3 separate regions of the Homo sapiens genome follow, and regions 1 and 3 are each linked to region 2. A link is a contact called in ENCODE Hi-C or POLR2A ChIA-PET data. All regions are on one chromosome and are shown on one strand. Each heading gives the region's core, a stretch centred on a gene start or an enhancer-like site at or near the end of the contact. The rest is flanking DNA. Distances are from core to core; before and after follow the strand shown. Region 1 holds the start of LTN1 (listerin E3 ubiquitin protein ligase 1). Region 2 has its middle 11 kb from the start of TIAM1. Region 3 overlaps LINC00189 (long intergenic non-protein coding RNA 189).

Region 1 (4,129 bases), core at 1,616-4,115, 2.4 Mb after region 2:
TGTGTTAAACTGTTTGCAGCTATATTGTATAACTCTCAAGAATGAGGACACTACAATTTGTATAACCAATGTACCATGATATATGTAACCAATGATTTATTTTAAACAAACAATATTTGTTGAGTTGATTTTTTTTTTTTTTTTTTGAGACGGAGTCTTGTTCTGTTGCCCAGGCTGGGGTGCAGTGGCGCGATCTTGGCTCACTGCAACCTCTGCCTCCTGGGTTCAAGCAATTCTCCTGCCTCAGCCTCCCACATAGCTGGGGTTACAGGTGCGTGCCACCGTGCCTAGCTAGTTTTTGTATTTTTGGTAGAGACGAGGTTTCACCATCGTGGCCAGGCTGGTCTTGAATTCCTGATCTCAGGTGATCCACCCACCTTGGCTTCCCAAAGTGCTGGGATTATAGGCATCGGTCACTGCACCCAGCCTGAGTTGATTTTTAATTACATAATTAATACATGAAGATGTTGTCCTTGTATAAAATAAAATCTTACAGATAAGGCTTAATTTCCTTTGACTATAACTCTTAACCCTAATGTCTTTTCTTGCCACTTTTTCCCACAAAAAGTCACTACAATGATCAGACTGGTATGTATTCTTGCAGATCTTTATTTTATTATTATTTTTTTTTGAGACGGAGTCTCACTTTGTCACCCAGGCTGAAGTGCAGAGGCGCGATCTTGGCTCACTGCAACCTCCACCTCCTGGGTTCAAGCAATTCTCCTGCCTCAGCCTCCCTAGTAGCTGGGATTACGGCTGCCTGCCACCATGCCCAGCTAATTTTTGTATTTTAGTAGCAACGGCGTTTCACCATGTTGGTCAGGCTTGTCTCAAACTCCTGACCTCAAGCAATCCACCCACCTCGGCCTCCCCAAGTGTTGGGATTACAGGCGTGAGCCACCGCACCCGGCCTATTCTCTGTATTTATATTATATATATATGCATAAATATATATATATATATATTATTGTGTTGTGGGTTTTAAAAACACAAATGGTATCATACTGTATATATTGGTATTTGCTTTTTATTTAAGAATGTGTCTTAGAATTCTTCCTATGTGTGTTCAGATAAACCTTATTCTTCTTAAATGTTGCCTAATAGCTTATTGAATACATATAATTTATTTAGCAGTTCTCCAATATATAGACATAGGTTGCTTACAATTATCTTTCTATTATAAAGTTTTTGTGAACCTCCTGTAATATGTCTCTTTGTGTGACTTTTTTCTGAGACAGTCTGCTCTGTCACCCAGGCTGGAGTGCAGTGGCATGATCTTGGCTTACTGCAACCTTCGCCTCCCGGGTTCAAGAGATTCTCGTGCCTCAGCCTTCCAAGTAGCTGGGATTGCAGGCACCTGCCACCACTGCCCAGCTAATTTTCGTATTTTTAGTAGCGATGGGTTTTTGCCATGTTGGCCAGGCTGGTCTCGAACTCCTGACTTCAGGTGATCCACCTGCCTCGGCCTCCCACAGTGGTGGGATTACAGGCATAAGCCACTGCACCTGGCTTTTGTGTGCATTTTAAAATCAGGGTCCAGTCAGGAAAACAGAAATCACATTAGTTATTGAGAAATATTTTAATATGGGAAATTGGTCAAAAGGAATTATAAAAGGTAACAGGTAATCACTGCAGGTAGCAGCTACCATTCCTAGAGCTAGGAAAGGATGGAACAAAAGAAGTGGTTGGAGTCATCAGAACCTAAAAGCTTGAAGGAGGGCCCTGAACACCTTAGTTCAGGCCTATGAAGAATGAAGAGAGGGTGATGGCTGGCTGTTACTGGATCTCTGGAGCACAAAGAAGGGATCCCACGGTGTTGAGGCTCAAACTTCTGAGGAGGTGGCTCAAACATTGGCTATCTCAGGAGCTCAGGGGAGGGGCCGCATGAAAGTAGAATTCAGATCTCTGAGGAGAGCACTGACTGCTGCTGTGATCTCTGAGGGGTGCAATAAGGCTGATTCTGTGATTGTTGGAAAAAGGATAGAGATTAAAACCACCTTTTGGCTAAAGCAATTGCTCCTGCCACGGTAAAATGCAGCTGCTGCTGGCATGATGCTTACAGAATGGAGCAAGTCCCTTCTTCCTCTTGCCTTTGTTTCCCTCTTGTTCGTCCTGTTGGTGGAATCTAGCAGAAGCCCCCCCAGTAACATGGAGTTGAGTATAAAAGGGTGACTGCGTGGACAAGAAACAATAACCAGCACACATTTACTTGTTTCTCTGGTGTGATTCTGAGTCGCACAATCAATGGGTTACAGGATTTGTACATTTCAAATTTTAATAGGGACTCCCACATTATCCTCTTTCCTAAACTGCACGTTAACAGTTTCAATATGAATAAAAGGGGACGGGGAGGGGAGATTTAGAGAGAATAGTGCCTACAGCAGTAATCAAATTTTAACAAGACTTGGGAATACTGTCAAAATGCAGGATCTGATTCAGGAGTTCTGAGGGGCCCGAGTTGGCCTTTTCTAAAAAACGCCCAGGTGATACTGATGATTGCATCATGTTGGAAGTCTAAAACACTCCCATCTTCCCACAGCCTCTACCATAACATTCTAATGCTACCCTTATGTGAAACTGCCCCTCTGATGATTCACGCCAGTTTCCTACCCTCTAAGCAAGGAACAAACCTAGCTTCTGAAAGCGGGGAGGACAGGATTTGGCGCCACGGGTCCAATGCTTGGCTTCCTATTGGCCAGGAATGACATCACTCAGACAGGCGTGGCTTTAGCTGTGACGTCTCCGGTGGCGGATGGTCAGGGACACAGCGGGAGGCGGGAGCGGAAGTGGGGCAGCAAATGGACAGGGTGGGTGGCGGAAAAGGGCCCGGGGGAAGTTATTACAGGGTGTCCTCTTCCGCCGCCAGAAGCCGGAAGTTGTGTCCCGGACGTGTCAACCGGGGTCTGAGTGCTCAGAGTACAGCTGCAACCGCGACCATGGGCGGGAAGAACAAGCAGCGAACTAAAGGGAACCTGAGGGTGAGCGGGGGCTGGCTCGGCCGACCCGGGAGCCTCGCTTCGAGGCGGCTGGCTCCGCCCAGCGCGTTGCTGGAGGGTGTGTGGAGCGCGGCTGTAGGGAGGCGTGTGTTTCCCTGTCGAGTGTGACCTCTCTGTTGTGTGTGCGTCCCTGAGAGCGGTTTGTGTTATCTCTGAGCAGATTGGGGAATCGTGAGAGAAAAGATGTACCATGCCAGAGCTGTCCTCATCCGAGCACACACCCATAATATTCATGAAGAAATGATAATGTGTCAGGTTCACTGGAAGGTGATCTGGCCGAGGTAGCGGGTTGGTTGGGGGAGGGCGGCGCTGGGAAGAAGGAGAGTTGGGAGAATGTTAAAGTGAATCCACTGTGGAGGTTACCGCAGATTGTGCCTCTCCTTTGCTACCTACAGTGGCTTCTCCTAAGCTAAAGCTCTTAGGATGGTATATTTGGTTTCTGGACTGCCTGTTACCCCTTTCCATCTGCAGTCCCATCTTCAGCTCCCTCCTCTTGGCTTACTTCATCCAGCCACACTGATCTCTTCACTGTGCCTTGACTACCTGGCCGGCTCCCAACGCTCTTCAGTTAGGTGGCTCCAAACTTTGCTCTCGACACCTCAGTGAGGTCTCCCATGATCACCCTCTTGGTAGCCCTTCCCCACTCCCATGTTCTTCCTACTTTATTTTACTCCATTGTATTTATGACATTTATTGTCTTGGTTCACTAGGACGTAAGTATTTTGAAAGCAAATGTTTTTATCCTCGGAACCTAGAACAGACTGGCACCTAATAGACGCTCACTAAGTACTTGCTTAAGGACGACCTTAAAGTGGATTCGTGTAAAACTACACGATGAGGGGTTTTGTAATGGTATTTTTTTATGGTGTTAGATTTATTATAGCACAGTCCAATTTTATGAGAATGCTTTTTTTTCCTGTTTCTGATGTAGTTAATTCTAGTGATTTCAATGTCACATTTTCTTAGATCTGTCACTTAATCTGTTTTGGAAGATAATAACAGTATTAACAATTATAGCAACCTGTTGTGTTACTGTGCTAAGCACTTTACTTGCATCTTTTAATGTTTTTTATTTAACAGATTTTCTCAAATGTTTTATATTTGAAAAGTTCTTATGAGGAAAAGTTGCAAGA
Region 2 (3,837 bases), core at 1,282-3,781:
GTGTGATTGCCAGTGGCATTTAAGGGGACACTTGACATTAGGGGTCAGGAATTTAAAGTGAGACCAGCCAACATGTTTGCATGCTTTCTTCTGTTTTCTCTAGCCACAGTCAGCTGTCTGGGTACAGGTGTGAACTGGGCAGTCTGATGGATTTAACCAGATGTTTTTGCCAAAAGGATATGACCAAGTAAAAGATGGGCCAGGGAGTTGAGGGAGGGAAATTAATGACAGATGATGGAATCTACACTTCTCTTTTAAAAATTTTAAAAATGTTTATTCATTCATTTATTTTTTAAAGATGGGCTCTTGCTGTGTTGCCCAGCCTGGTCTCGAACCCATGGGCTCAAGCCCCATCCTCCTGTCTCAGTGTCCCAAAGTGCTAAGATTACAGGCCTGAGCCACTGCGCCCAGATGGAATCTACATTTCTTAAGGAGGAGCATGAAATATCGAAGCTATGAAGGGATTCTTGGAGTGTGTCTTATTCCATTGGTGCTGCTATAACAGAATACCACAGACTGGATAATTTATAAACAACAGAAATGTATTTCACAGTCTGGAGGCTGAGAAGTCTAAGATCTAGGCAACAGCAGATTGAGTGTTTAGTGAGGGGCTGCTTCCTCTGGACAGCGCCTTGTGGCTATGTCCTTACACAGTGAAAGAGATGAATGAACTCCGAGACCTCTTTTTAAAAGAGCACTAATCCCAATCCTGGGGGCTCCGATCTCATGATCTAATCCTCTCCCAAAGGCCCCCACCTTAGAATACCATCACTTTGGGGGTTAGGATTTCAACATATGAATTTTGAGGGGACACAAACATTCAGACCCTAACAGAGTATGAGATTGAGTGGTCTGAAAAGATGGGAGGTGTGAGCTGTGGGGGGGATGCATGACAATGATGGCATACGGGCAATTGGTATCTTTACCCTTTATTATTAATAATCTGTGTATTTCAGAGATTTGGCATGCAGTGTCTTGAACATCCTTAGTGAATGTATAAGTTGAAAACTCCAAGTGTTTGTGTATTATTGACATAAATGTCTATTTCTCCTATTGTTCCTTATTTCTTTCTTTGCTGTTAAGGATTCAGAAGGAATTGGTTAAAAGGACTTTTTTTCTATGGTTAAAGAAGAGACCTCAGACCTGGGTGGTTTTGATCATGCTTCTTGTCTTGAATTATCATCTCGGGGTAATGAATGACCGTTATTCAAATCATGCAATATTTGTTGAGAGTCTACCACGTATGAAGCCCTCTTCTAGGCACTTGCAATAGAACTGTGAGCAAAATGGATAAAAGTGCCTGCTCTTGTGGGGCTTATGTTCTAGTGGAGGAGAGAAACAAGAAAAAGAGTAAAATAAGAAAATATTCAGCATGTGTACAAAGGAGAGAAAAATAGCCGGGCGCGCAGTGCTCACGCCTGAATCCCAGCACTTTGGGAAGCCGAGGCGGGCAGATCACTTGAGTCCAGCAGTTTGAGACCAGCCTGGCCAACATGACAAAACCCTGTCTCTACTAAAAATACAAAAATTAGCCCAGTGTGGTGGCACGCGCCTGTAGTCCCAGCTACTCAGGAGGCGGAGGCAAGAGCATTGCTTGAACCTGGGATGTGGAGGTTGCAGTGAGCCGAGATCACATCACTGCACTCCAGCCTGAGCAACAGGGCGAGACTCTTTCTCAATAAATAAATAAATAAATAAATAAATAAATAAATAAATAATAAAGGAGAGAAAAATAAATCAGGGAAGTAAGAAAGGAAATGTGCCAGGGATGAGGGGTGGAGGTGGTGGGGTGGGGCCACTGGCCAGGAGGACACCTTCATTGAGAAGGTGATGTTGAACAAAGACCTCAAGTCTAAGGTTACCTTCATAAGCGGAAGATGAACAAGTTTGCACGGGAGCAAATAGACCAAGGTGGCCACTATCCTTAAGAAAACAAAAACCCATATTCATGCCAAAGGCCAAGAATATTGTTTTTGGTTATTGAAATGGAATGAGTCAGTAGTATCTGTGTGTGTGTTTCTACCAGACGGTTAATGGGCAGTTCATTAGCCGCTACCTTTTTTTTTTTTTTTTGGTGGTGGGGGAACAGTGTCTGGTGGGTGTTTCTGCAGGAGACTGCTGACCTCAGACCCAGCCGACCTGACTAATTTTTGCCAATGGAAAGTTATATGTGTAAGGGATTACAGCTCTTCTTTAATGGGCTGAGTTCATCTGTGGCCAGAAAAAGAACAAAGGCTCCCAGGGTACAGGGCTTTGGGAGGGGTGAGAAGTCTGAATCATAAGCCTGAGCCTAAGCAAGGTGTGTGAAGTTGTTGAGGCTGAGAAAAATAAAAGTCAGAGATGACTTATCTTGGCGTCTGCCAGCCCACAGCAAGGATTGTCAGCTGGGCAGGTTGTCAGCGTTGTGGTCCCATTCTGAGAAATTCCCTTTCTCAGAAACCAGGCATCTGAGAGCATAGGGTTGAACTTTGGTGTTTTAGGTGATGTGGTGAAGTGTTTGTCAACTTGCTGGCTGAGCCTCCTCCACACCGGTAGTAACTCTTGGTGCCTGTGCCAGGAACTGTGTCATCCTTGTGAGTCACCTGTCATGCATGTTTTACCGGGAAGTTGGGTGGTTCAGCTGCGAGCAAGATTCTGTTCAGTATGTATTTCTTTTGATTGTGAACCAACATTAGTACTTCAGGGAGGTATTATAAATAGGTCAGTGTAAAATATCCACCAGCCGTTAATTATCTCAGTCCAGAGTTTGAACTTGCCTCTTCGTGTGGTGGGGGTGTGGAGGGGGGGTCCTTGGTTCTGTGAAAGGGCCCCAGGAATACATTTAGGAATCTCCCACACATGCATTATGCATATTATTTGCCTCTTGTGCAATTGAGCTGGCTCACGTTAGATACCTTGTTCACTCACCTTTCTCAGACGGAGTGACAATTAACTTCCAGGAGCTTCATGACAAACCCTAAAATATGTTGCTTGCCTGCCACATTTGTCCTTAAGAGGGCATGAGGTTCTCCATGAGTAAGTGTAGGCTTTGGGAATCACACTCAGCCCTCTGACTTTGTGAACCCAGAAACTGAGATTCATGATACAAAGGGTAATATTAGTAATAATAAGGCCGGGCATGGTGGCTCACACCTATAATCCAGCACTTTGGGAGGCCGAGGTGGGCAGATTGTGTGAGGTCGGGTGTTCGAGACCAGCCTGGCCAACATGGTGAAATCCCATCTCTACTAAAAATACACAAATTAGCTGGGCTTGTTGGCGGGCACCTGTAATTCCAGCTACTTGGGAGTCTGAGACACAGAATCGCTTGAACCCAGGAGGCAGAGGTTGCAGTGAGCTGAAATCACTCCACTGCACTCCAGCCTGGGCAACAGAGTGAGACTCTGTCTCAAAAAAAAAAAAAAAAAAAAAGATAAATAAATAAATAAATAAAAACAAATAAATCAAATGTAAGGATGTCAAGGTTGTTAATGACAAGATTGTAGCCCAAATGCAGTAGTGAGGTTGGAGAGAGCTGGGGTCCCAGCCTCACAGAGACTAGGTTAGAATTTTAGACCTGCCTCTTACTTGTTGAGTGGCTTTGGGCAGTTCATTTAACCTCTCCGTGCCTCAGTTTTCTTTATCTGTTAAATGGGTCTAGTAATAAGTAGTACCTTGCTGAGCTGTCATGAGGACCAGGTAGAAAATTGAATGAGCAGCCCCTAGCCTAGTGGCTTTCACAGAGAAAGTGCTCAGGAAATGTCAGCAACTCATTGTCATCAAAGTTGTCTTCACATAGTTTTATGAGGGAAATGCTCTTATTCCCATTTTACAGATGAGGGACTGAGGCTTTATGAA
Region 3 (3,946 bases), core at 752-3,251, 2.1 Mb after region 2:
CTCCAAAAACACATTCCCATTTTGCTTATGGTCAATGTGTCTTGTGGTTTGAGATTCTTTCGCCCACTCTTACATTCAGGGAAGGTTATCACTTCTCCACAAAATTCCATTAAAGGAGCTTCGATAGGAGATGAGATCATATTTGCAATGCAGGAATTATTGGGCCTCTGCATCCACAAGTATAAGCATTGTGGTTACCACCTGCAGGCAGTATGACAGTCAAAATGACTGGGCAGATGGAGCCTGTTGCTTTGCTCCATCCAGTATGTCTTGCTTCTTACTTCTCAGTCGGTGATAAGGAGAATGAATGAGCAGGGTGATTTTCTATCAGTATATCCAAAATAGCCTGGCCCAGTGGCTCACGTCTGCAATCCCAGAACTTTGGGAGGCCCAGGCAGGTGGATCACTTGAGGTCAGGAGTTCAAGACCGCCCTGACTAACATGGTGAAACCTTGCGTCTGCTAAAAATACAAAAATTAGCTGGGTGTGGTGGCGGGAGCCTGTAGTCCCAGCTACTTGGGAGGCTGAGGTGAGACAATTGCTTGAACGTGAGAGGTGGAGGTTGCAGTGAGCCAAGATTGTGCCACTGCACTCCAGCCTGGGTGACAGAGTGAGATTACATCTCAAAAATAAAATAAAATAAATTCAAAATATTCGTGGTGCTTTCCGGATTTTAAGGAAAAGGGATGTATACCAAATGATTTCTAATAAGGCTTCAACTTATATTTCTAGGAAGACCAAAAGGAGGTGGTTGTATTTGTTCTTTTTTTTTTTTTTTCCTGTGAATAAGGAAGGAAACAGAAAGAAAGGTGTTTAAATAACAACATCTGAAATCTAGGTTCAATTGTGGAAGGATTTTTAAACCTATCAGTTAAATTTAGAGGTATTTTACTGAGTGAGACTTTTATCTTCCCGCATGGCAGGGTTCTAAAAAGTACCTGAATATTCATCAGAAAATAATGATTCACTTTAAACTCACAAATAATTCCTTTAAAAAAATGGACCCAGAAACTTCCTTCTGTCTTCTTCGTTAGTACTGATAGGTTATCTAATATTATGGTTAAAAATACAGACTCTGGAGCCAGACTACCTGAGCTCAAATCCCAGCTCTATCATTTTTGAGTTTGGTCAAGTTATTCAACCTTTTGGTGACTCATTTCCCTCACGTGTAAAAAGAATATTCATAGCACCTACATCAAAATGTTGCTGTAAAAAGTAGATATGTGAATTTAATGTGCCTGGCACATGGGGGGCACTAGATGTGATCGCTGCTAGTTTCAATAAACATCTTACATTTCACTTCTTTTCAGGATAAGATAGTTTAAATTTGACTTTCTTAATTTATTTATAGATGTGGCCTAGAAACACAGCATAAAGACAGAGAGAGAGGAACTTTTCTCTCTTCTTTTTAGGGTCTCACTCTGTTGTCAGGCTGGAGTGCAGTGGCGTAATCATAGTTTATTCCAGCCTGGCACTCCTGGGTTCATGTGATCCTCCTGCCTCAGCCTACTGGATAGCAAGGACTACAGGTGCACACCACCATGCCTGACCTAGGGGAACTATGAAATTCTACTATTGCTACTATTCTGTCATTTCTTATTATCCACCCATTTTATGTATTCACTCATTCATCCATTATTTGGCTTGTATTAAACACCTGTTATGGACCCTGCAAAGCGCAGGACCCTAAGGACACAAAGATAAATAAAATATAATCTTCAAGAAGGAAAAAGGACTCATGAACACAATGTAAGCACATCAGCGTCACGGGTCTTACGGTTTAAAACTAAACAGTGTGTGGTGGAAGTACCAGTGAGGGAGAGACTAATTCTAATCTGGAGAAAGGTTTAAAAAAGTTCAATAGAGAAGGGGATGCTCGGCTGAGTATGAAGAGCAAGGTTGCCCTGCAGTCTGGGTTGGTTTGATGACAGAGTCTTCCATGTAAAGGAGAACGTGGGAATAACCACAGCAGGTAACACAGAGGCCCTCCAACAACCTATTGGACTACACTGACACCAATTCTCCCACATGCTAGATAAAACAGCGTAAGGAAAAATGATTGAGCTTGAAAAAAGAAAACAGAAACAAACCCATAGGTTTAAGCAAGGAAGAGGGAAATTAAATACAGGCTAGTAAATAGAGCTGATGCAACAGCCTCTCACGGGGTTGTCAGGCCTGCTTAGCAATACAGCTGAGTTTTAATGTCCAGGCAGGAAGAGGGTAAGGACACTGACCCATGTGAGATCTGACATGGAGAGCTAGAGCTGAATCCTCTACATTTAGCCAGGCCCATCTGTTAAAAAGGAACTAGAAATACTCCACCCAAAAGCCTAGAGAGGTAGCAAGGAAGTTTGCCATCTACCCGCGACTCAGTAGGGAAAAAACGAGAAATTGCAAACCTAAGGCACACAAGCATGTAAGGCTCCAATTTATATTGTCCCCATGCTATCAAAATCCCAAGCTGGGACATTAACATAGAGCTGGTCTAGGACCCATAAAACCACTAGGAAACTGGCAAAACTGGTACTTCTACTACCTGGGAGTGGGAAGCGAATCAACCCCTGCTGAAAATGATCTCACAATAAAATAAGCAAATAAAACAAAACTCACCCACACACAGGCACACTAGGAAAAAATCCATCTCCACCACCATGAGAGTCAGTAAATGTAACAAGTCTGTAAAATATGGTTTAAATAATTAGGGAGATAAAAAAAGAAATAGAAACAACAATGAAAGAACAGGACAATGATGGAAAATGGCTACAGAAGTTCCTGCAGTGTGGTCCATTTAGATAATTACTTGTAATTCAGCATCTATAAAGCAGGTAGGTGGGGTGGAAAGTGCAGGGTTGTGAGGTAGTTGTGTGTATTGGTGGGGGACTGAGGGGAGAATGGAGAAGATGCATCAAGAGATAAGTCATGGAAGATCGAGAGGATTAAATTAAGTAAGGTCTTGGATGCCACCCTAAAAAAAATTTTATCCTTTAGCAAGGGGAAGACTTTGAAGACTTTTAATTAAAAAGTAATAAACAGATTTGTTTTGGAATATTCTCTTTGGCAGGAATTGGAAAATGATTGAAAGGAAACATGAATAGAGGAATAGAGACCATTCAGAAGATTTTTATAGTAGACCAGATGTCTTTAGTTCCAAGCTGCATTTATAGGCCCGAGAAATATTCAAATATATTTGTTAGAGTTCCAAACCTGGGTTTCACTGAGAACGTCAACAAAATCCCAAAGCTGAAGGACTACTCTCAACTTTACATTTAGGAAATATTGAATACACATGGAGCACTTATGCTGTCAGTTGGTGCACACGTTGGGCATACAGACATGAATAAAATATAGGCTGTGCATTTTCTCTTCTCCAAGTGCTCACAAACTAGCAGGATAATCAGACATGTAAATAAACAATCATTACACAATGTGATGTGGATAGGAGAATTATGAGCAGAGCACTGGGGAGACTGGAGGAAGTGGGATGTTGACAAAGGCGTTAAAGAGAAGAAGGCATTTGAACTGAATCATGAGGGGAGAATAACAACATTCAACATAGGAGGAATTTTGTAATTGCAAAGGCGCATAAATGTGTCATCAATATGATGTAATTCCAGGAAAATCTCATAAACCATATCCTGATGATATGCTGTCATATGAGTCATTACGTGAGATGAGAGGAGTCCAAAACTTGATCCTCAGGGAGCTTTTAACATATAACAATTCTTTATTTTGGAATATCATAATAATTTCAGAGGCATTCCATACTTGCTTTTTTTTTTTTTTTTTTGGAGACAGAGTCTTGCTCTGTCACCCAGGCTGGAGTGCAGAGACTCAATCTTGGCTCACTGCAGCCTCTGCCTCCTAGGTTCAAGAAATTCTCCTGCCTTAGCCTCCCAAATAGCTGGGATTACTGGTGTGCACCACCATGCCCAGCTAATTTTTGTAT

What was found. A loop is a pair of places that touch in the nucleus more often than their neighbours do. ChIA-PET counts read pairs that join two places held with the same protein, here RNA polymerase II (POLR2A). Pooled maps may share reads with other maps.
Region 1: a pooled map shows a loop between it and region 2 (6-fold over the local background). The contact joins the promoter of LTN1 here to the enhancer-like site in region 2. A Hi-C loop is called at or near these places in 3 of 50 pooled maps. POLR2A ChIA-PET finds 5 or more read pairs at or near these places in 2 of 52 experiments (MCF 10A and activated CD8-positive, alpha-beta memory T cell).
Region 3: POLR2A ChIA-PET joins it to region 2 with 12 read pairs in PC-9. The contact joins two enhancer-like sites. POLR2A ChIA-PET finds 5 or more read pairs at or near these places in 2 of 52 experiments (MCF 10A and PC-9).

The regions. Positions count from the first base shown.
Region 1 is chr21:28,991,613-28,995,741 of GRCh38, reverse strand. LTN1 (listerin E3 ubiquitin protein ligase 1) reads left to right here and starts at 2,865. Exons shown (of 30, transcript NM_015565.3): 1 at 2,865-2,978. The coding sequence starts at 2,937. It overlaps LOC105372766 (a long non-coding RNA gene), which reads right to left and starts at 2,639. Exons shown (of 3, transcript XR_007067835.1): 1 at 2,611-2,639; 2 at 2,061-2,172; 3 at 1,561-1,960. RefSeq lists enhancers at 2,581-2,640, 2,951-3,060.
Region 2 is chr21:31,353,410-31,357,246 of GRCh38, reverse strand. It overlaps a transcript of TIAM1 not described here. Among named protein-coding and RNA genes, the nearest start is that of TIAM1, 11 kb to the right of the region's middle. Within about 2 kb of position 2,531, at least 9 of the 41 ENCODE cell types and tissues checked have a DNase peak (open chromatin) inside an H3K27ac peak, as active enhancers do; they include PC-9, where a contact is called at or near this core.
Region 3 is chr21:29,217,591-29,221,536 of GRCh38, reverse strand. All of the region lies in intron 1 of LINC00189 (long intergenic non-protein coding RNA 189), which reads right to left. Among named protein-coding and RNA genes, the nearest start is that of LINC00189, 26 kb to the right of the region's middle. Within about 2 kb of position 2,001, at least 8 of the 41 ENCODE cell types and tissues checked have a DNase peak (open chromatin) inside an H3K27ac peak, as active enhancers do; they include PC-9, where a contact is called at or near this core.